Regions from separate parts of the Homo sapiens genome. Here all the other regions are linked to region 1. Evidence: chromatin contacts called from ENCODE Hi-C or POLR2A ChIA-PET data. All regions are on one chromosome and are shown on one strand. Each heading gives the region's core, a stretch centred on a gene start or an enhancer-like site at or near the end of the contact. The rest is flanking DNA. Distances are from core to core; before and after follow the strand shown.

The links. Hi-C counts contacts between places; a loop is a spot of excess contacts on that map. ChIA-PET counts read pairs that join two places held with the same protein, here RNA polymerase II (POLR2A). Pooled maps may share reads with other maps.
Region 2: a loop to region 1 is called in a map of B cell, with 9 times the contacts of the local background. The contact joins the enhancer-like site here to the promoter of RUNX1 in region 1. A Hi-C loop is called at or near these places in 1 of 168 maps with a recorded cell type or tissue (B cell), 28 of 37 single-sample maps with no recorded cell type and 9 of 50 pooled maps. POLR2A ChIA-PET finds 5 or more read pairs at or near these places in 8 of 52 experiments (AG04449, K562, MCF 10A and 5 more).
Region 3: a loop to region 1 is called in a pooled map of gastrocnemius medialis, with 6 times the contacts of the local background. The contact joins the enhancer-like site here to the promoter of RUNX1 in region 1. A Hi-C loop is called at or near these places in 6 of 37 single-sample maps with no recorded cell type and 10 of 50 pooled maps. POLR2A ChIA-PET finds 5 or more read pairs at or near these places in 5 of 52 experiments (K562, MCF 10A, activated CD4-positive, alpha-beta T cell and 2 more).
Region 4: a map of PC-3 shows a loop between it and region 1 (6-fold over the local background). The contact joins the enhancer-like site here to the promoter of RUNX1 in region 1. A Hi-C loop is called at or near these places in 13 of 168 maps with a recorded cell type or tissue (B cell, CD4-positive, alpha-beta T cell, CD4-positive, alpha-beta memory T cell and 7 more), 36 of 37 single-sample maps with no recorded cell type and 20 of 50 pooled maps. POLR2A ChIA-PET finds 5 or more read pairs at or near these places in 12 of 52 experiments (A549, B cell, CD4-positive, alpha-beta T cell and 8 more).
Region 5: a loop to region 1 is called in a map of MCF 10A, with 4 times the contacts of the local background. The contact joins the enhancer-like site here to the promoter of RUNX1 in region 1. A Hi-C loop is called at or near these places in 3 of 168 maps with a recorded cell type or tissue (MCF 10A, gastrocnemius medialis and natural killer cell) and 1 of 50 pooled maps. POLR2A ChIA-PET finds 5 or more read pairs at or near these places in 1 of 52 experiments (activated naive CD4-positive, alpha-beta T cell).
Region 6: a map of mammary epithelial cell shows a loop between it and region 1 (4-fold over the local background). The contact joins the enhancer-like site here to the promoter of RUNX1 in region 1. A Hi-C loop is called at or near these places in 3 of 168 maps with a recorded cell type or tissue (B cell, gastrocnemius medialis and mammary epithelial cell), 29 of 37 single-sample maps with no recorded cell type and 9 of 50 pooled maps. POLR2A ChIA-PET finds 5 or more read pairs at or near these places in 6 of 52 experiments (AG04450, GM10248, MCF 10A and 3 more).
Region 7: a loop to region 1 is called in a map of CD14-positive monocyte, with 3 times the contacts of the local background. The contact joins the enhancer-like site here to the promoter of RUNX1 in region 1. A Hi-C loop is called at or near these places in 12 of 168 maps with a recorded cell type or tissue (B cell, CD14-positive monocyte, CD4-positive, alpha-beta memory T cell and 8 more), 28 of 37 single-sample maps with no recorded cell type and 19 of 50 pooled maps. POLR2A ChIA-PET finds 5 or more read pairs at or near these places in 4 of 52 experiments (CD4-positive, alpha-beta memory T cell, activated B cell, activated CD4-positive, alpha-beta memory T cell and 1 more).

Annotation. Positions count from the first base shown.
Region 1 is chr21:35,047,725-35,050,678 of GRCh38, forward strand. RUNX1 (RUNX family transcription factor 1) reads right to left here and starts at 1,578. Exons shown (of 9, transcript NM_001754.5): 1 at 1,444-1,578; 2 at 1,118-1,234. The coding sequence starts at 1,175. RefSeq lists enhancers at 801-940, 1,301-1,420.
Region 2 is chr21:34,864,341-34,867,040 of GRCh38, forward strand. The region is part of intron 5 of RUNX1 (RUNX family transcription factor 1); the gene reads right to left. All of the region lies in intron 1 of RUNX1-AS1 (RUNX1 antisense RNA 1), which reads left to right. Among named protein-coding and RNA genes, the nearest start is that of RUNX1-AS1, 29 kb to the left of the region's middle. RefSeq lists enhancers at 960-2,159, 1,430-1,599, 1,640-1,919. Within about 2 kb of position 1,316, at least 17 of the 41 ENCODE cell types and tissues checked have a DNase peak (open chromatin) inside an H3K27ac peak, as active enhancers do; they include PC-9, where a contact is called at or near this core.
Region 3 is chr21:34,843,279-34,846,069 of GRCh38, forward strand. The region is part of intron 6 of RUNX1 (RUNX family transcription factor 1); the gene reads right to left. All of the region lies in intron 1 of RUNX1-AS1 (RUNX1 antisense RNA 1), which reads left to right. Among named protein-coding and RNA genes, the nearest start is that of RUNX1-AS1, 8.4 kb to the left of the region's middle. Within about 2 kb of position 1,498, at least 20 of the 41 ENCODE cell types and tissues checked have a DNase peak (open chromatin) inside an H3K27ac peak, as active enhancers do.
Region 4 is chr21:35,231,414-35,234,113 of GRCh38, forward strand. No RefSeq gene overlaps it. Among named protein-coding and RNA genes, the nearest start is that of RUNX1, 180 kb to the left of the region's middle. RefSeq lists enhancers at 644-1,843, 1,119-1,413, 2,526-2,700. Within about 2 kb of position 1,303, at least 5 of the 41 ENCODE cell types and tissues checked have a DNase peak (open chromatin) inside an H3K27ac peak, as active enhancers do; they include OCI-LY7, PC-3 and endothelial cell of umbilical vein, where a contact is called at or near this core.
Region 5 is chr21:35,274,460-35,277,248 of GRCh38, forward strand. No RefSeq gene overlaps it. Among named protein-coding and RNA genes, the nearest start is that of RUNX1, 230 kb to the left of the region's middle. RefSeq lists an enhancer at 1-209. Within about 2 kb of position 1,537, at least 4 of the 41 ENCODE cell types and tissues checked have a DNase peak (open chromatin) inside an H3K27ac peak, as active enhancers do.
Region 6 is chr21:35,177,569-35,180,388 of GRCh38, forward strand. No RefSeq gene overlaps it. Among named protein-coding and RNA genes, the nearest start is that of RUNX1, 130 kb to the left of the region's middle. Within about 2 kb of position 1,368, at least 2 of the 41 ENCODE cell types and tissues checked have a DNase peak (open chromatin) inside an H3K27ac peak, as active enhancers do; they include mammary epithelial cell, where a contact is called at or near this core.
Region 7 is chr21:34,796,391-34,799,325 of GRCh38, forward strand. RUNX1 (RUNX family transcription factor 1) reads right to left here. Exons shown (of 9, transcript NM_001754.5): 8 at 2,911-2,935. Among named protein-coding and RNA genes, the nearest start is that of RUNX1-AS1, 38 kb to the right of the region's middle. Within about 2 kb of position 1,686, at least 5 of the 41 ENCODE cell types and tissues checked have a DNase peak (open chromatin) inside an H3K27ac peak, as active enhancers do; they include CD14-positive monocyte, where a contact is called at or near this core.

The DNA of each region.
Region 1 (2,954 bases), core at 328-2,827:
ATGAGTCACAGATACAATTTGGGTGCTCAAGAGAGTTTGTAGCCAGAAAATTAATTATTCTCCCATCCCAGCCCACTCCATCTCAGCTTTGCCAAACCATCAAGATACACTTTGCAGGCACTGGTCAGAGTGCGTGCCCCGACGCACACGGCAATGCCTTTGAGACATTTTATGTTATTATTTTTGTTTGTTTAAGCACAGCCCTCTTTTACCACGAAAGATACACAAGACGCACATGCACACACATACTCACACACTCACAGCTCAACCACAGCTTTGTCCATTTCAAGAGGCTGGTTTCAAAAATGGAGACAGGTTTTCCACCCTGGCTGTTCCTATTCATAAGCCTGTAATCTAACGACTTAAGCTGCGAGAATGCTTAACTCGGGAAACTTCTCTATTGCCCTTTTCCAGAGAGACCTCGGTATGCCACAATTTGCTTCCTTTCTCTCTTGAAAGATGCTGGTTGTCTCTTTGCATTGAGGCTACAAGGAAAAACACAGCACAGCCCCATGCTGATGATTTTAACCTAACCAAGTCTGTCAGTCTCCTGTACTCTCTGCCTTATAGAGACAGCTGCCTTGCCACTTTGGCCCTGAAGTCCCCAGGCTGGTGCAAGGCTATCTGAGAGCCTCCGCCTCCTGCCCCACACTGGCACCAGCCCTCCTGGCTGGCTCTGTGCATGTGCCTGCTAAGCCCCAGGGCAGGCTGCATTCTGGGCCACACAGCATGCCGAGTTAAGGATAACTCAGACACAGGCATTCCGGGCAAGGGACAGCAAAATAAAACCCAGGGAGCTTCGTGCAAGCTTCATAATCTCTAAGCCTTTAAACAAGACCAGCACAACTTACTCGCACTTGACAAAGTTCTCACGCACCGACTGAACACTCCAACAGCATAACTAAGTATTTATTAAAACATTTCTGAAGAGCTTCCATCTGATTAGTAAGTAATCCAATAGACTTGTAATCATATGCCTCAGTTTGAATTCCTCTCACAAACAAGACAGGGAACTGGCAGGCACCGAGGCATCTCTGCACCGAGGTGAAACAAGCTGCCATTTCATTACAGGCAAAGCTGAGCAAAAGTAGATATTACAAGACCAGCATGTACTCACCTCTCATGAAGCACTGTGGGTACGAAGGAAATGACTCAAATATGCTGTCTGAAGCCATCGCTTCCTCCTGAAAATGCACCCTCTTCTGAAGGCGGGGGACTCAATGATTTCTTTTACCTTCGGAGCGAAAACCAAGACAGGTCACTGTTTCAGCCTCACCCCTCTAGCCCTACATCTCTCTTTCTTCTCCCCTCTGCTGGATACCTCTGGGACTCCCCAAGCCCTATTAAAAAATGCACCTTTGTAAAAACAAATATTCAAATTGTTAAAGATTAAAAAAAAAAAAAAAGCCAGCGCCGCCTTGGCTGTGGGTTGGTGATGCTCACCACGCTGCGAAACCCTGTGGTTTGCATTCAGTGTGATTCGTCCTGCCTGCTGACCACTATGCTGGGTTCAGACTTCTGACACTGCCAGGCTACCCAACTTGTGGTTCTGTGGTTGTTTATGAGGCCCAAAGAAGTTTTCACACAACCCAAATTACAAATTTAACTGTTCCCCTTTCCACAGCCCATCTCAATTGGTTCTTGCCAATCATGTGACTTAAGTGATGTCAATTTTTTTTTTTCTTTTCTGAGCAATGCCCTTCCTTCCCTCCACCTGCCCTCCCCCAGGCTGTGCAAGAAAATAGCCGAGTAGACTTTGCAAGAGGGGGGGATGTAGAAAAAAGTGACTCAGTCACTTATTATATCTCAATGGTCTTTGCTGATTTAGTACAACTCGGCTCCTGTTGTTATTTGTGGTTTTTGGAACTACTGATTATTTTGATAAAGATTTCATTGCTGCTTATTCAATAGTAATTCAACGCTGGCATCAAGCCGCTGCTCCGACAGGATGTGGATCCCATCATTTAAAATGCTAGGCATCAGCTCCGGGAGAGTTAAGTCCTTGGTAACGTCTATCATGGCATAAGTGAAACTATAAAAGGGAAAAATAAATAAAAAGAAATGTTTTGGTGAGAGTCTGACCCCTACAACGGGCTGGCAACTCACAGGTATTTTAAAGCCTGGGAAAGGGAAAGAATTTTACTTTTGAAATAAAAGGACTGTTTTAATGAAACCAAAATTATGTGGTTTTATTCCCCCTAAATGGACAACTTTAGTATGTATCTCTTTCAGTAAAGAGATAAAATCATAGTACAGTCTTAACACACACACACACACACACACACACACACACACACACACAAATTAGGAAGCTAAAGGAAAACAAAGCAGAGAGAATTTCTGTATTTGGGACAAAGCAGTGGTTACTCTGCAGATGTTTATTTGTATTGTCACTTGGGAAAGCTCCCTGTATTGCCTTTCTCTAGTTCAATTCAAATCAATAGGCTAATTTACACCTGTAGGTAAAACTACACTTTGAGCACATGAGGATGCCACAATAGAAGGGGAACCAGGAGGAGACACTTCTCCTGGGGCTGACTAATGAATATTATATAGCGCGTCCTCTACCTTAGAAAGACATGCCTGTTTGAAGATGCTAAAAACAGGATAATTTTGTAAGTGGGCAAACCACTGTGGTCACACGTATTTCATTTTCCGGCCCCACTGGCTTTACCTGCTGACAACTAAAACGTCATTTTGTTTTGTAGTTCCAAGATGAAGAAAGGCTTATTTTCCTGATTTACTACCTTATTCATTTGGCTCTGCTCTGCCTACATCCGCCATAGCACTCTGCGCACGTGAAATTTCGACACATAGGGTCAAGAGAACCTGTGTGATGATGGGTTGTAAATGCCAGTCCTGGATTCTAAGCTGCAGTAGCCAGCACAGGCACTTCAGAAAGGCTGAACTCCCACAACACTCCCTCGGTTTTCCCTCATCCACTTAATTTCACA
Region 2 (2,700 bases), core at 66-2,565, 180 kb before region 1:
ATAGTGAGAAATCACAGGAGAGCAAGGGAGGGCAGGTTGGCTAAATAGCAACGGCCCCAAAATGGGCTTTTCAGGACCCAGTGCAGGGGTGGAAGGATGGGGCTGCTGCCGAGAGGGCCGGTGTTTCTGTTGGCAGCCTGGAGGATCCAAGGCTCCCTGAAGCACTCACTGGCCTTGGTCTGGTGAGGCCAGCAGAGGCTTTGGTCAGTGCACAGATGGCCCCAGCACTGATCCTGTGTGTGCTGCTGGAAGTCGGCAGCTCTTGGTTCCAGAGGGGGCCACCACGGGGTCACAGGGTGGCCTGCATGGAAGGAAGCCAAGGAAAGGGGTAAACAAGGGGTAAACACCAAGTCCTTCCTCCTGCTCACTGAACCCTGACCACCACAGCAGCATCAGTTCCAGCCAGGGCTTGGGTTCCAGGAGGACCATTAGAAGACCATTAGAAGCACCAAACGACACTCATACTGAATAAGAAGGTGAGAACAAAAAACAACAGGGCAGATGAGGTTTGTCTTGATGTAGGCTTGGAAGCAGTGAGAGAGAAGAATTCCATATAAAATCCCATGAAGGTGGAAACACAGTGGTGATTCATTCAGTGTGGACTCTCAAGGCAACCTACTTAGGTTCAAAACCTCGCTCTGCCACTTGCTAGCTGTGTGACCTCAGGCAAGTTACTTGACCTCTCTGGGGCCTCAGCTTTGTCATCTGTAAAAGGGGGTTAATAACAGTCATTCCATCTCGTAGCATTGTTCTGCAGGTTAAATGGAATGCTGAATATACAAGCAGAGCACAGGGAAAGGTCTCAGTAAATGTCAGTGGAATGATCATTAAAGACATGATAAAGGTGATTCCACAAAGACCAGAGCTGTGACAGATCCCGTAAGAAGGAGCTGGGGATGAAGTAGGCACTGACGTCTGACATGAGGAGGGGTTTTGTGCGTGTGTGTGTGTGTGTGTGTGTGTGTGTGTGTGTGTGTGTGTGTGTTCAGCAGGTGATGGGGCTGCTACCAGGCCTAAACGCAACTTGAACTTCAAGTTCAAGTTCACTCCTGCCCCGCCAGCTGGCGACCTTTGTAAGGCACAACTGTGAGTGGCTGATATGCTATGTAAACAAGCCAGGCCAGTGCTCCTCACTGCAACATGTGTTGTCTCCCTCGACGCCAGTGTGTCCATCCAAATGCCAGGGCAAAATACTAACTGCTTTATTTAGTTGGGAAGAAGGTCAAGGGGTGAGTCTTCCTGGACACTCGCTGCCATGACACACTCCCCAGGGCCAGTCAGCGGGGAGGCCCCAGGTCTAGGCTTGATTAGTCTTGACGTTGGCGGCCCTGGGGCTGGTGAACTCTGACAGCCAATTGTGGTCAAATAAAGCCACGGCTGGAACCTGCAGTTCCGCATGGCCCAGCGCACTCTCCACTTCCTCACCACATCTGGGAAGTGGCTAAACCTCAGGATTGCTTCAAATGTGCACACTGCTCCCCAAAGAGCTGAGGGTGGCAAGGAGATTACAAAGCAAAAAGACATGCAGCTCGGGGTCATTTCTTGCCTAGGTGTGAAGAACATATTTAAAAGTGCATCCAGGCCACATCAGAGCAGAATCCTCCTATAACACCCCGTGTCTGACGGGCGAGCCCCGACTCCTGTTGTGACTCGGCCTCCTCAGGTCTAGTTTGCAGGTATCCCCGGTCTACCTGAGTTGGCTCTGCAGCAGACTCTGTTCCTGTCACTCTCCTTAGTGTAGGTCTGTAAGCATGAGTCATCTTCTTCTTTTGGGGACAGTTTCAGGGGATGTGAAACTTGCCCTTTGTCACGCAAAGGAAGGCTGCAGACACAAAGGAGCCGTCTGCCCTGGGGGCTCAGAGTCCTTAGGAAACACAATCGCAACATTTTTCACTCTTGTGTTTGTCTGCAGGAAAGCCAGTTGTGCCCAGAGTCTTGAAACGCCCAAAGAGTGAGAAAGGAAAAATAAAAGAAAAACATCGCAGCTTTTAAAAACCAAGAGAGTCAGTGAAGGCTCAGGTTCTGCTCTTTGCAAATTCAGGAAATCCCACAAGATCCTGAAAGGTTGCAGGGAGATTTCTCCTTTTACAATAGATGGCTTTGGGTCTAATTTTAATTGCGGATAACTAAGTATAAAAATTAACGTACCCTCGGATTCCAGGAGTAGTCTGCATTTGGAGTATTTTTTATGAAGTATTTTTAATTTTGATTTCTCACTTTTCCACTGGAACAACCTAACAGCCAAAATTCATGCTTATGCTCCTCTTCCATTTCCTTACCCAAACATTTGCCACTATTTTTGACAGTGGAGTTGTATAATTAATTTATTTGGGGATTTCTGGACGGGATACAAATCCTTCAACTTGCACATAATTTCCTGATTCTCCATGCTGAATTGAATTAAGATGTCGGCGTACTGTATATACTTGTGTGCAAAGTGCCTGTATTTGCAGATTGCTTGATCCAATCGCACTCACATCACACATGCAAAATGCAGACTTGAGGCCTAAGCTACTGGCACCAGGACTACCCTCAAAAGTCAGACTGAAAATCAGGTCCTTAGAATATAGAACTCAGTTTTCCATGGAAATGGCATTTGTTTGGAATTATGGATTGTTTGAAAAATAGCTGTTTTACTTGGAGAAAACCGAAGACATGCAAAGCATTTTCTCTGGAGATGTTCTATGAAAATGAGTTGTT
Region 3 (2,791 bases), core at 248-2,747, 200 kb before region 1:
CACACAGACACATATATTAAGACATGCACAGACACACATACACATACAGACACAAACCAGGACAGACACATATATACAGACGCACACACACATATACATATATCACACAGGGACACACATGCATATACACACAGGCAGATATACAGACATGGGGACACATATATACAAACATACACACATACTGACATACACACATATACACATACATACATATACATCCATCACACATCCATACATCCACTCACACACACACACCGTTCTGTGATCGCCCTCAGGACATGGGCCAAGACAAGTGTAGCAAGCAACAGTCAATGGACAGGAAAGGCTGGCCAACGCCAAGGCAAGATCAACAACCAATACAACTTCAAGCCAGAGACGCACACAGGCCTGCCCCTCCCCAGCCCCCCTGCACCATGCGCCCAAGACTCACGGGACAAAAACCCAAACAAAACTCTGCTCCCTGAGTCCAGGGCTCATTGCCACGAGCAGTGGAGTTTTTCGCCCACTCACATGAGACTCGGGCCTCTCCTAAAAGCAGAGCACTCAAAATCTAAATCTGCCATCCCCGGTCGCCAGGGCTCACTGTCCATTTCTGTCTGGTGACTAAGGAGGTAACTTGAGCTCAGGGCAGAGAAGCCACCTGCTGGCTTTTGCTCTTGACCAGAGGTAGCCCTCTGTGGGGGAAGTGGAGGCAGTTTCTTAAGAAGGGTGCAGACAGCTCCCAAATTCAAGGTTTTTCTTCTTCTACCAGCCTATAATCCCAAATATTAGCAACCCTCCCTAGGTTAAGGTCTTATCTCAAGGAAACCCCCAGTTACAGCGTAACTGAAAAGTAACCAGAGAGTGGTAACCACCAGTGACATGGATTTGTTGATCAGAGTAGCTCCTGCCCAGGGACAGACTCTAAAGAGAAGGCGACTTGCAGAAGAGAAAGAAAGTATTGGTGGCGGGTGGCGCACTATGGAGATATGAGCACTGACTCACAGAACGCTGCCTGGAGCTTCTGACATGGCTTTGGAGTTCAGGCATCAGCAGGGCTAGTCCTGGGGTAGACAGGCAAGACCTGGGGGCCAGGAGAAGAAGATCCAGGAGGCGCACACACACTGCTTGCGTGAGCATGTTACCAGCACTGAGGCTCTCCACACTGGCCTCCTAACCTCCCTGCAGGAATCTCAGTTCCCCTCCCGCAGCAGCAGATCTCATACATAATGGGCAGAGACACTGAGCATGTTTGGACAGGACCGAGGTAAAGGCAGGGCCCTTCCAAGGTTGGGTGATGCCTCCATAAATGCTGGACAAATAAATGAATGAGTGAGTGAGTGAATGAATGAATGAGTGAGCCCCTTTCCTGGACTAGATTTATTCTGGAATGCTCATCCAGCAGTGTGGAGGATGATCTCTCCTCCTCTGTACTTCTAAAAAGAGGGAAGGAAATTCCCTCCTATTTCTAAAAGCCCTGCCCCCTGGGCCTCGGGGACTTTCCCAACAGCAGGGGAACAGCATCTGACTCTGACGCTCTCTCCTGTCACAGACGCCAACTGAGGTTCTAGGCTGGCCTTGCAAAGCCCTTGGACAGATGGCTGAGCAGGTCCTGGCTGGTACAGAAGGACAGGGTACCCTGGCCACTCACAGCTCCTGAGTACTCACTAGTACAAAAGCCAACCGCAGCAAGTTGTTTTGAACAGAACGTTGACCCTCCCTCACAAATAAGGCTTCCGGTTGTTTGTGTCATGACAGCCTCATTCAGGCATCAGGCTCACTTCTATGCACTGTTGTCCACGTGCCAGAAGCAGCCACCTGCTGAGAAGGGCATCTGTGAGGAGGGAGACCTCTTCTAAAGTTACCTGAATGGGCAAGTGGCTGTTTGCCTAGACTCCCACAGAGCACAGCATGGTGATGAAGATGCTGGTCCCACTGTCTGCCAGGTAACATTGGGAGGGAAAGTTCTGTTTATTCCAAGACACTAGTGCCTCCTATTCACCTTGGTGACCACATTTGAGCCAGTTAGGAAATGAAGGAAGGGAAGGTTCCATCCTTGCCAGGGATGGAGACAGGGATGGAGGGCAAGGATGGACGCCCAGGACAGCCTTCTGTCCGGCAACATTCCCCCTCCTCAATCCTTTCCCGATTCGAAAGGTACACAACTTCCCCCTGGCCTGTCTACCTTGAGTCTCTGCCTATGGCTGCCTGGCCTGGTGAGACCAGCCTCCCAGCTCCTCTGTGTTACGCAGGCAATAGGAGAGCTGCCTTTTCAACAACTGTTTTGAACTTTCCTCTCCTTTTAACTCCTTCAACAGTCCCTCTTCTGTGTGAACACTCTGGTGTGTGAAAGCAAGACCTCAGCTCAGGGAGACAGCCCTCATAAACTGCCGCAGATTACCCTGTCTTTTCCCAGCCGGAGGGGGACCCCGCCCCACTCCCTTCCCAGTCTCTTCCCCACCCCCAACTTTTTTTTTTAACCACTTCTGCTTCCTTCATTTTCTCAGCAGCTGCAGCGGAGAGATATAGTAAAGCTACTGTATAGGATTTTGAAAGCAGGGCCTCCAAGAGCTTTCCAAACTCCACACAAGCCAGTTATTCTCTGCCTTGTTTTCTTTGGCTTCAGGTTAGTAACACAGAATGAGTCAAACAGTATTAACTTTCAATAGGGAAGTGGTGTGGTCAACCAAAGCTGTTTGCGGCTAGATTATGAAGATAGGTAGGGCAGGTAATGCAGAATAGCCCATAATACTGTGAGGAGGCAGAGGAGGGAGGCGGCCCCACTCAGAAACACTCCAACAATTAAGTCAAC
Region 4 (2,700 bases), core at 53-2,552, 180 kb after region 1:
ACCGAATTTAAGAAATATACAAATATAAGATATTCTATACATAGTAAAATATATAAGAAATTAGATATATAAGAATAGCTCCATTTTGAAGACTCTACTAAGTACTTACTTAATATAGTAACTGATGAATCTGTATTGTGAGACAGATTCTACCTCCTTCTCTCTCATTGTACAAGTATCACACTTGTAGCCCATTTTACAAGTGAGAAAACCCAGGCACAGGGTTAAGCATTTGCTCAAGACGTTAATAGCTATTGGATTTAAATGTGGAGGCAGGATTCAAACATGGGCCAGCTGACTCTGGGGCCATCACCTTTAAGTACGAGGCACTGTTGTCTCCCGACAAGTTAAGAGAAACTGAACTGTTCTGAATGCAACCTTGAGCCTGGAAAATATGCTTGGGCACATGATATAGCATTGTTGACAAATCTCAGGACCACTATGGGAAAGCAAGGGTCCTAGGCTAGACCGTGTTGTTTGAGGTTTATCACATTGCTTTTGCATCTCTAGACTTCCATTTGCAAAGCTGTATAACAATAGTCTCTGTGGCATTTTCTACCTTTTGAAATCTCTGTCCCAATTGAAGAGCAAATTAAAAATGGGGCACCAACAATATAGGTTAAGTCAGGTATGAATTCAGCAAAAGGTTCCCACAGTTCCCAAAGAGAAATGCTACATTCACCTGAGAACTTCATAAAAATATAGATTTCTGGATGCAATCTCTCAGGGAACTTCATTCAGGGCACCAAAACGTCTCTTAGGAATTTTGTCACTTTTGGATGATCCCGGGGTTGAGAACAATAACCTGCAACAGTATTAGGATTTGAAAACCTTGCATCCTTGTTTTGATTTTTAAGGTCAAGTCCTCACAAGCTTTTCAGTGAGAAAATTGTCCTTTTTTTCCTCTTTCTCTGTTCTTACCTCCCCCCTTCCTTCTCTCCTTCCCTTTTCCACTCTTTCCTCAAACATATATTGAACACATAGCAGGTGCTAGGTCTTATGCTAAGTTTGGAAAATACACCTCCTGCATGAATGGAATGTATATTGTGTGTGTGTGTGTATGTGTGTGTGTGTGTGTGTGTATTTATGTGTGTACATGCACACAAGAGCATACACCCTGAGAAAGCAAGGAGGCTCACAGAGCTATGTGTGCTGCCTTTTCTTAGCAACTTTAACTCTAAAGAGTCCTGGAAAACCCAGACTATTGACTAGATTGGAGAACGATGATAAGCTCCTTCTTCAACTACTCTTGCCGGGCACCCTCATGACTGCCGTTGGCTTCTCGGCCCACGAGTCTAATCACTTGTGTTCATTCCTGGCTTGTGAGTCACAGAGGAGTCATCCCTGACCCTGACCCATAAGAAGAATGGTCATTTATTTACCCTTTGAAACGTGACCAGGTGGCTCATTAATTTTGCAGCATTAATTCTAAGGGGAAATGAGATTCCAACCAGCGTCATTAATCTTGTAAAAATACAGCCACGAGAAGAGAGCATCGATAATCAGAATGTAATTTTCTGAGTTAGGAAGTGGTCAGGACATTGGTGTCAGGGATCCGGCACATCTAAGGTTTTCATGGCATTCTCGCCAATGGCCCAACCAGGTCAAGGCAATGGTTTTAAGCCTGGAAGAAAAAGACCACTTCAAAGGTTGTTGATTCCTAAGATAGAGCTTAGACCCTTCTCTGGCAATAATAAGAATGACATCTATTGAATCATTAATATCTGGTTGTTAATCATTCTAACTAAATACTTTTTTTAACCAATACAGGTCTATTTAAGATATTGGTTTATAAAGTATTGCTGCTCAGAGTGGCTCAGTGATGGTCAGTGAGTGACCTATTTATTCACATTAATACACTTTGTTTAACTGTCAATCTTTCCATAGCCTGTAATCTCTTAAAAATGATGATGATGATTTTCATTAAAGGAAGCTAAGTCTTTTTCAATAATTCCATCTACAAGCAAAACCTCTCCTAATTAGTTTATATCCTGTAAATTCAATCCCTTATTGCTTTTGTCTTCCACTGAAACTAAAGTATTATTTAACCAGATTTATTTTTTTGTCCAATTTATTTATCCTTTCTTATTTTCAATCATTCAGTTGCAGCCTTTTTCAAAATACATTCCTATTATCTAAAGCTTTGGAGGAAAATTTGCTGCTGAGAATACATACAAATATCTGACTTCGGTGTCACCTACCTTTTATAAGTAAAACAAGCAAACAAAAAACAAAGTAATGTGGATATATACCCTATCATTTTATAGGCCCAATTTAATCATTTTTATTGATAATATAGGATGTGGAAAAGGTCTTCAGTAGATTATGTTATACCTGCTCCTAATTATTCAAGACATGTAACTAGTTATATCATCTACCACCATGGAAAGAACGAAAACCAGCTAAAGAGGGCATAAAATTAATGTATGACTTCCATGTCACAAAAAGAAGAAATGACATTGGTGGCCAGAACGCAATGCTGATGAATGAAACTTTGGTTTTGTTTCATAATTGCCTGCATTGACATGAGGGACTGTGCATTTAGCCCTAATAATCAGATAAGAATCAAGAGGCCACTCACACGCAAAGTGACTTCAACAGATCTTTATTAAAAATCTTTTCTCAACTGCTTGGCTGTATTTCTTAACACAGAGAAAAGTTTCTTCTAAAAATACCTCCTTCTTCTTGCTGCAAATCAAT
Region 5 (2,789 bases), core at 287-2,786, 230 kb after region 1:
GAAGAGTTGGCAGGCAGTAAATAGTTCTAGCGATTTATCAGCTGTATGGTCCTGCATTTGCCACTTACCCTTCTCTTGGCCTCAGTGTCTCATTCATAAATTGGAGAAAATGCCTTTTCCGACTACCTGACTGCATTGCTGCAAGGAGCAGACGTGTTGCTCAGGCAGAAAACCTTGGAGTTGCTTTGGCTCTCCACTATCTTCTACTCTCAAATCCAAATCATCAGTGAATTCTGCTGGCTCTTCCACCATAGCCTATCTTGGCTGAAACCACTTCTCGCCACCTTCAATTTACCCCCTGGCCCTCACCCTATCCCTTCTCAATTGGATTGTTGAAATACCCTCCTAACTCATCTTCCTGCTTCTACCCTTGAGTGGTGCTCTCTGCAATCTCTTTCATGTGATGTTTCAAAGCCAGTGTCAGAATATCACTGCTCTGCTCAGAACTCTCTAGCACCCTATGGTCTAGCTCGGGATAAAGTGCAAAGTCCTGACAGGGTGCCTCTCAGCCCACCTCCTTCTGCTCTCCCTCTCAACCACCACTCTAGCGATTGCCTCCTCTTGCATCTGGAACATCAGAAGGGCCGAGTTCTGACTTACTTTTGCTTGGCCTGGCATGAACCTCCCCGAGTAGCTGCTCGATTTCCTTTCAGCACCACTCTCTGTGTTTTCAGCCCACTTTGACAGGAGACTCTCTGAATGGCCCCTTGAAAAGCACCTTAACCCACCTATCCCCGAACATGCTTTCTTCCTCTTCAGAGTTCTTATCACCAATGACATAACATGTATTTATGTGCTTATGTCTGTGGTTTCTGTCTGTCTCTGCTAGAACGTTAGCCTCATGAGAGCAGATGCCTTGTTTGGTTTACTGCCATATCCCCAGCATGAGAGTTCCTGGAACATAGTAGGTGCTCAATAAATACCTATAAAATAAATGAACAAGCGAATGAATGAATATAATGGAGTTTATTTGAAACTCTACAGTTTTAATCCACTGTTCTCTACCTTGGTTGTCCATTAAGATCCACTGAGGAATTTTAAAGAATACTGATGTTCAGAACACACCCTAAACCATTTAAATCAAAATCTATTGGACTGAAGCCCAGGTGTTGGTACTTTTAAAAAACTCCCTAGATGTTTCCAATGTATAACCAAGGTTGAGACCTATTGCTCTCGAGCATATAAAACAGTATTTGTTTCTAATTGGATTTGCGTTCCCAGCTAGCACCTTGCTAGCTAAGTGCCTTGTACATTTCAAATACTTCTTGATTGGTTGTTTTTAAAAATGACCACTTTTAATGCATAGAATAGTTTGTGCACTGGGAAAAAAAACCTCAATACTATTTTACTTGGTTAGATTTAGATCGGTATCTTATTTGGGGAATGGAACCACAAGAATTGAGTAGCTATTCTCTGCAAGGTACTCTGCCAGTTACTAAAGATACAAATCCCATTTAATACCATGTAATGACGATAATATTTTTCATATGGTAAACCAATGTAGTTTTTTTATTCCTTGCAAATCATTTTGCCCTGTGGCTCCCCACAGATTGAATCAGAGGCATTTATTGCTTCAGGGGAAGGCAGATACTGCCTAAAACAAAGACAACTTTGTTCAGCTTTGAGGAGCAGACTAGATTTGTTAAGCTCAGACGAGACAACAGTCTTGAAAGCTAAGCTTGTGGAGAGAGAAAAGAATTTGATAAATACTCAAAGCTTCCCTTTAATCATAAATGAGAAAACTTGTGGGAGTGACGAGTAAGTTGTCAAACTTTTTTTTATTTCAGGACACCTTTGCAATATTAAGAATTATTAAGGCCCCAGATAACTTTTGTTGGTTTACAGGGGTTATATATTTATCAGTAGTTACTATATTTATAAATTAAAATTGAGACATGTAAAAATATTTATTAATTCATTCTTATAAGATCAATGTTAAATCCATTACATGTTAACTTAAGGGATACATTTCTGGGAAATAATTACATTGTCCAAAACAATATGTAAGGAGTGACTTTTTAAAAAAAATATTTTTTGGAAATCTCTTCAATGTCTAGTTTGATAGAAAGTTAAATTTTTATATCTGCATCTGCATTCAGTCTGTTTCAATCTGCTGTTTTGGTTGAAGTACATGAAGAAAATCCAGCTTCACACACATATTTATTAATAGTTCAAAAATGCAAGGTATATTAATCGCCATTTCAGATTATTGTGGAATTATTCTTTGAAAAAAATCCTACTTCTTAATGTTTAGTTGCCATATGGAATTTCAAACTATAGCAATGAATTTTCATACTTTGATATATTAAACTTAATTTATCCATCTCATGCTTTGAATAGATCTTTTACTCATGTATGTTTTTGTAACATTATGTATTGGCCACTTGGAAACTATCAGTTCACTAAGTTATGTAGATCTTTCAAATGTTGACACATTTCATTACTCAATATTTTAAAAAATCACATTTGTTAATATCACTATCCATGTCATCAGAAATGTCTGTAAGCACTTGGAAGTAAGTTCACAGGGGTGGAAACAAATTTCTAAAATTCTTATTTTTGTTGAAAATTCAAATTTTATCATTAGCAACAAATGTTCTCAGCTGTTTTTCTTGAAGTGACAGGCTTGCTTTAATCATTTTCAAGAAAATATCTCCATAACACCTACGTTTGAATAACTATAGTTTGTACGTCAGTTATTTTTCAAATAAGAGTGGTGTTTTATGAAAAAGAGGCTAGTTCAGAATACTCACAACTTGCTTCTGCTTCTTCAGACAACCACTGTGGTC
Region 6 (2,820 bases), core at 118-2,617, 130 kb after region 1:
ATATGGTGTGTGTCTTTTTGTAAAAATTCTCTCAACTAAATTGTTTTTATTAATTTCTGCAAAATGTGAACATCAACTCCCTTCATGTGAATGTCAATAAGATTAAATGAGCTGTCTCAGCTCCTAGCCTGTGCAAGCTAACAGCTCAGGAGATGTTTATTTCTTTCCCTCTTCTTTCCTTAATGAAGCCCTCTCCTTTGACATCTTCAATTCTGGAGCGCTTCTTTTCTGAGGCCTTGGCTCCCCCACATTGCCCACCCTTTTCCTGCTCGTCCACATTTCTGGCTTCTATTCTCTTGTCTTTACCATCTCCCTGAACAATGTTATCCGTTCCAATGACTTCAACAGTCTCTCCGCTTACATATGATGCCTCTCAAACTCTGATCTCCAACTCTTCCAAAGAGCTCTGGACCTTTGTTCCAATTACCTGAAAAACATCTTCTTGGATGTCCCATTAGCACTGTTAAATCAAACAAGAATTTCCCTCCCTCCTGCCTTGCTGTAGTTCCCCTAGGGATTCGGTTGTGTGGGAAGATGTGTGGAGAGCTCTTAGTTGACTCCCTTCTCTGCAGTTCTACCTCTCTAGAGACTTGGAGGACCCACTGTTTCCGCCTCGCTTTTTCAGGCCTAGAGATTGCTCGCTCCTGGGCTGGCTGCTTCATAATTCCTTATTAGTAGTTTCCCAAGCTTACATATCTGTAAATATTTACTTTAGTTAAATTCTCCCCAATTTCCACAATATGTTGGCTGCACATGCTTTCTACTAGGAGTCACACAACTATGATAAGAACCAAGAAATATTAGTAAACGTTTTTTACCATTATTGGCCTATACCCTGGAATAGCCAACAATAACCTAGAACCTATGCAACAAGAATATCCAACAAGAACCTAGAGACCTGTCAGTCTATAGGTGGGAACTACAGGATGAGATTATTTTGTGTGTGAGCCACCATTGTGGAAAATGTGCCTCTACAGGAGCCTGAGATTACCTTGCTTTGTGTTGTGTTCCTTACTTTTTTCAAAGAGTTCCTCTATATCTGCTGATGAAACTCTTGAGGCTTGTTTTGAAGCAAGTCATAGGTTATTAATGCCCTACCCCATTTCTCATGCTTTTGCCCAGGAACATTTCAATGGCAAATACATACCTTGGGCCCAAGTTTGCAGCTTCTCAGTCATCTTTCTTCTCCACTGAGCTAGGAGCACTCACTCTACAACAGATAGTTTTTTATTTTTATTTTTATGTATTTATTTTTTAACCCTTACAACTTTTCTTTGGCAGATTCCTGAAGTAGAAAATCCAACAAAAACCCTCTGATTACAATGGAATGTACCAGCTCATGTTGGAAAAGGTCACTCCATTGCATGACATCCTGTGACACATACAGAAAATCAGCTTAGTCAGAAGCATGTGTCATATGAGTAACATTTGGACCTGAATTGAGCATTGTGCAGTATAGCTTCAGCAGGTGCTCCTATCACTCTACAGTACCCCGTGTCAAATGGGCAATGCCAGATGATGCCAAGAAGCCCCAGTGAGTGAGTGCAGAAAAATCTCCAGTGTCTGCCTGTTACAAGTGGTCTCTGCACCCAGTACACTGCAGTGCCCAAGAATGAGACCATGTCCAAAGCCAAATGGGGGAACACCAATTGAAAAACGGAAGCTGTGAAGGCCAAACAGGGGAAGCACAGAGTGTTGGCCTTAACTTCCCTGAAATTTGTTCAAGCAGCTTTGGACATCACAAAAAGACAAATCAACCATTGGCCCATGGTGGAGGAAACACTCAGAGAAGGGACAAACGGAGTCAAGTGTGACAAGGGGCAAGTGTGAGGCTCCTATTTGAGATTCTATACTCGAGGTAGTAATAGATGATTTGTCTCCAAATTCCAACAGCAGAATATATGTAAACCCTGAATTAATCTTCATTTGGAAAACAGCATTTCGTGAATAATTAAAAATAAAAGGAATAAATGTTACCTTCAAGTGGGTGGGAATTGACTGAGAAGGAGCATGAGAGAACTACCTGGAGTTATGGGCTTGTTCTATATCCTGCCAAAGATTGAATTGTACATATGCATGCATTTGTCAAAAGTTTAGAATGATACCTGTAAAAACTTTTGCATTTCACTTCAGGCAGTTTTTTTTCCTAAAAATATACACAAAGAAACATTGAACTATTGCTAATGATATGCACATAGAAGTGTTTACAGATGACGTGTACTCATGCCTGCAACTTGCTTCAAAATACAACACAAATAACATGGGCTGATGGATGGATAGACAGATGGATAGAGAACAGTTAGATAATAATAAAGCACATCTAACAAACTAATTATTGCAGATTCTAGGTGGTGGGTGTGGGTATTTTCTGTACAATTCTTTTTATTTTTATGTTTGAAATTTTTCATTTAAAAATGTTGGAAAAAAAACTAAAAGAAACTGATAAGAGAAACCCTAGGGCTTCTCATAGAGTTGAAAATATTTCAACATAAATGCCATTAATCTGAAAAATTATCAAAATACTTCTTTTAGAAATGCAGTCCATGACACAAGTAATCCAATTACCCTCAAACTAAACCTGGTCATAAAAACTGGTCCCTAGGGAGATCAACAGGTATTTACATAGGAAAAAACATGAAGGTTGCAAGATTATAAGAAGTGCATGATGCTGAAGAGGACATTTCTAAAAAAACATTTTAGGGCTGAAGACTGATTCAGTCCTTACCCCTAGCATATCCACCTGCTGTTCCCCCACCTCTAAACCACTAACTTCACTGAAGTCAAGAGATGTGACTCATTTATGGGCTATGGGCAACTGCT
Region 7 (2,935 bases), core at 436-2,935, 250 kb before region 1:
ATCCCTTATTCAAACCCATCAGTCTGCGCAGTTCACCCATCCAGCTGTAGCTCTTCTGTCCTTTTGGCTGGCCTGGTGTCCCCTGATTCAGCAGAAGTGTGGGGGGAGTTGGGATCCCCTGATATTCACAGAGAGTTTTTAAGAGTAGGAAATCTGGGGCTTAGGAGGTCCAGGTATTTTGGTTGGAAGTGTTTTCCCATTGATGGGGCTAAATATTTGCCATGACAGCTCAAGTCTTCGCTCTCCAGCTTGACATGGATGAAAGCAGCCTCGCTACAGGGCCCCTCCTACTGCCCCCAGAGGATTAAACAACCTGAGCAGGTAATGGCTGCCTTAAAAGGAGCTTTTGCATGACTCAGATTAATGCATGCTGTCTGTCGCCCAGGTTGGCAGCTAAACATTAATTTTTTTTGAAAAAGAAAAAAAAAAGTAAACCTCTAGATGACAACTCTTTTCAGACAAGGTGTGGAGTCTGTCTGCAAAGGATAGAGAGAGAGAGACAGACAGAGTCCAAGTCCCCAGCGCAGAAGGAAGCCCAGGTGGGGCTGGGGCCGGGAAGAGGGGCAGAGCACAAAGCTGTCGGGCTGGATTAAAAGGCAAAGCAGCCACAGAGCAGTGTCAGGTTCTCAAAGCTGTCGGCCAGGCAGCCACTTTCCTTTTATGTATTCCACCCCCCTCCTGCCTCCAGGTTTATGACAACACTTTTCAGGCCTGTGCTCCAGGCTTGATTTCTCAGAGGGAGTTCTGCCAAATTGAAGAGCAGTCTCCCATACTGTTCTATGCCACTGTGAAAGCTCATCTGGAATTCTGTCCTCCCTCCAAAAAGAAAAGAATCATTCTTGGGTTCTGAAATGAGGCATGGTTTTTATCTACTTCACACTCCCATGCCATAAAATGTTCTCTCTTACTCCTTGGGTGATTGAAGTCCAGGATATTCACAAATGTAACTGTGATATGGGACTTTGGAGTGCACATGTTACTCATTCCTTTTATTTAAAAAGTCACCCTACCATCTGAACACCAGTCAGCTGGAGGAGTTGGCCCCTAGGGTTCTTGGACTATAAGGTGCTGATCTTGGGTGATGACCAAGTCAAAAGACTTATGTAATAAATTCCAAAGGATAGACCCATAGCAGGAACATTTGAAGGAGAACAGGCATTATTTCAGGTGAAGACCGTAGCCGGTGTGCAGAGGGGTGCCCTGAGAACAATCAGTAAAAGCTGACAAGTGCCTTTGTTCTTGAGGGATAAGCTTCTAGAAACCACAAGCTAAACAAGATGCCAAGATACCTGTGCTACTCTCAATGCCTTGGAGCAGAATGTACCATGAAAATATTGGCATTAATGGCCAAAAGTAATGTGAAAACCAAGCACTTAAGTTGGTTTTCCTATTTTACTGTACCACCCAAGAACACTGGAAGGCAGTGGTTCTCACCTGGGGACAGTTTTGCCCCTTGGGAAATTTGGCAATGTCTGGAAACATTTTTTATTGTCCTAACTGGGGTGAGGGGGATGCTATTGGCATCTAGAGGCCAAGGATGCTGCTAAATATTCTCCGATGCTCAGGACAGACCCCCCCCAACAAAGAATTATTTGGCCCCAAATGTCAATAGTACTGCCGTTGTGAAGCTCTTAGAAGGCATTCTGTGAAGCTCTGAACAGCAGCTAAGGCATCTGGTGAAACCTGAAGTAATCACAACTGTCTGGAAAACACAACATTACACAACATTTAAAATGGCAGACATGACTCCACTGCCCCTGTGCCTGCCCCCTAATCTGCTATAATTTGATCCCAAGAGCTGAAAAGCAAGACCCGCCCCGTTCCCCCAACACACATGCGAGTGTGTTTGCAGGCATCATAACACTGAAGTTCTCTGAAGTATTTTCACAGTTTGGTGCAGCTCCAATTTCAAAGCCCCAAACACTAAGTTTCTTCTTTTGCCTTCAACAAAGGAATTTTTCTCTGTAACTCTGATTTCCCTGCCCACGAGCAAAGGTGAGTGCCAAGCCCAAAGGGCTCATAGGTTAAATGACTAATACTTAATGAGCTCATATTAACAACAATTATGCTAACCATGACACCTGAGTTTTTCACGCTGTTCCTCTGGCCTCTGTATGAACAGCGCTTAGTTGGAATGTCTAATTTGGGGTATACAGTCGGTTCTCTATATCCGTGGGTTCTGCACCTGTTTAACCAACTGTAGATCAAAAATATTATTAAAAAAAAGGATGGTTGTGTCTGTATTAGACATATACAGACTTTTCTTCTTGTCATTCCCTAAACAATGCAGTATAACAAGTATTTACATAGCATTTACATTTTATTAGGTATTACGAGTAATCTAGGGATGATTTAAATACATGGGAGGATATATATGTTATATATAAATATACCATTTTATATGAGGGACTTGAGCATCCATGGGTTTTGGTATCCATGGGGGGTCCTGGAACCAGTCCTCCATGGATACCAAGGGGCGGCTGTATTTATTTCCCATTCCACATGTACTCCCGTGTGCTGTCCATGTGATCTGTGAAAATTTACCACCACCGCATGGACCAGTCCCATTAGTCCAGAATTCATTTGGAATAATGAGTCCTAAAAGTTGAAAACTTTGGCTTTTTATATTGTTCTTAACCCTTCAGTCACCATCCTTTCTTGCCAAATGTGAACAACTTTAGATGTCTAAGGAACCTACTTCTCCAAGCCACTTCTGCCTTCACATCCACAATCTCTGCCTCTTATGTATCCAAGAAAATCAGTGCATGGGCATGGGACTCAGAGTAGAGATAGGTCACCTTTAAACCATGTTTTACTCAATAATGTTCTGCCAACTCCTTCATGCACCTCTAGTCTCCTGGACCTTCCACCCCAGCTCAGCTGCAAAGAATGTGTTTTCAAGTGGCTTACTTGAGAGTCGACTGGAAAGTTCTGC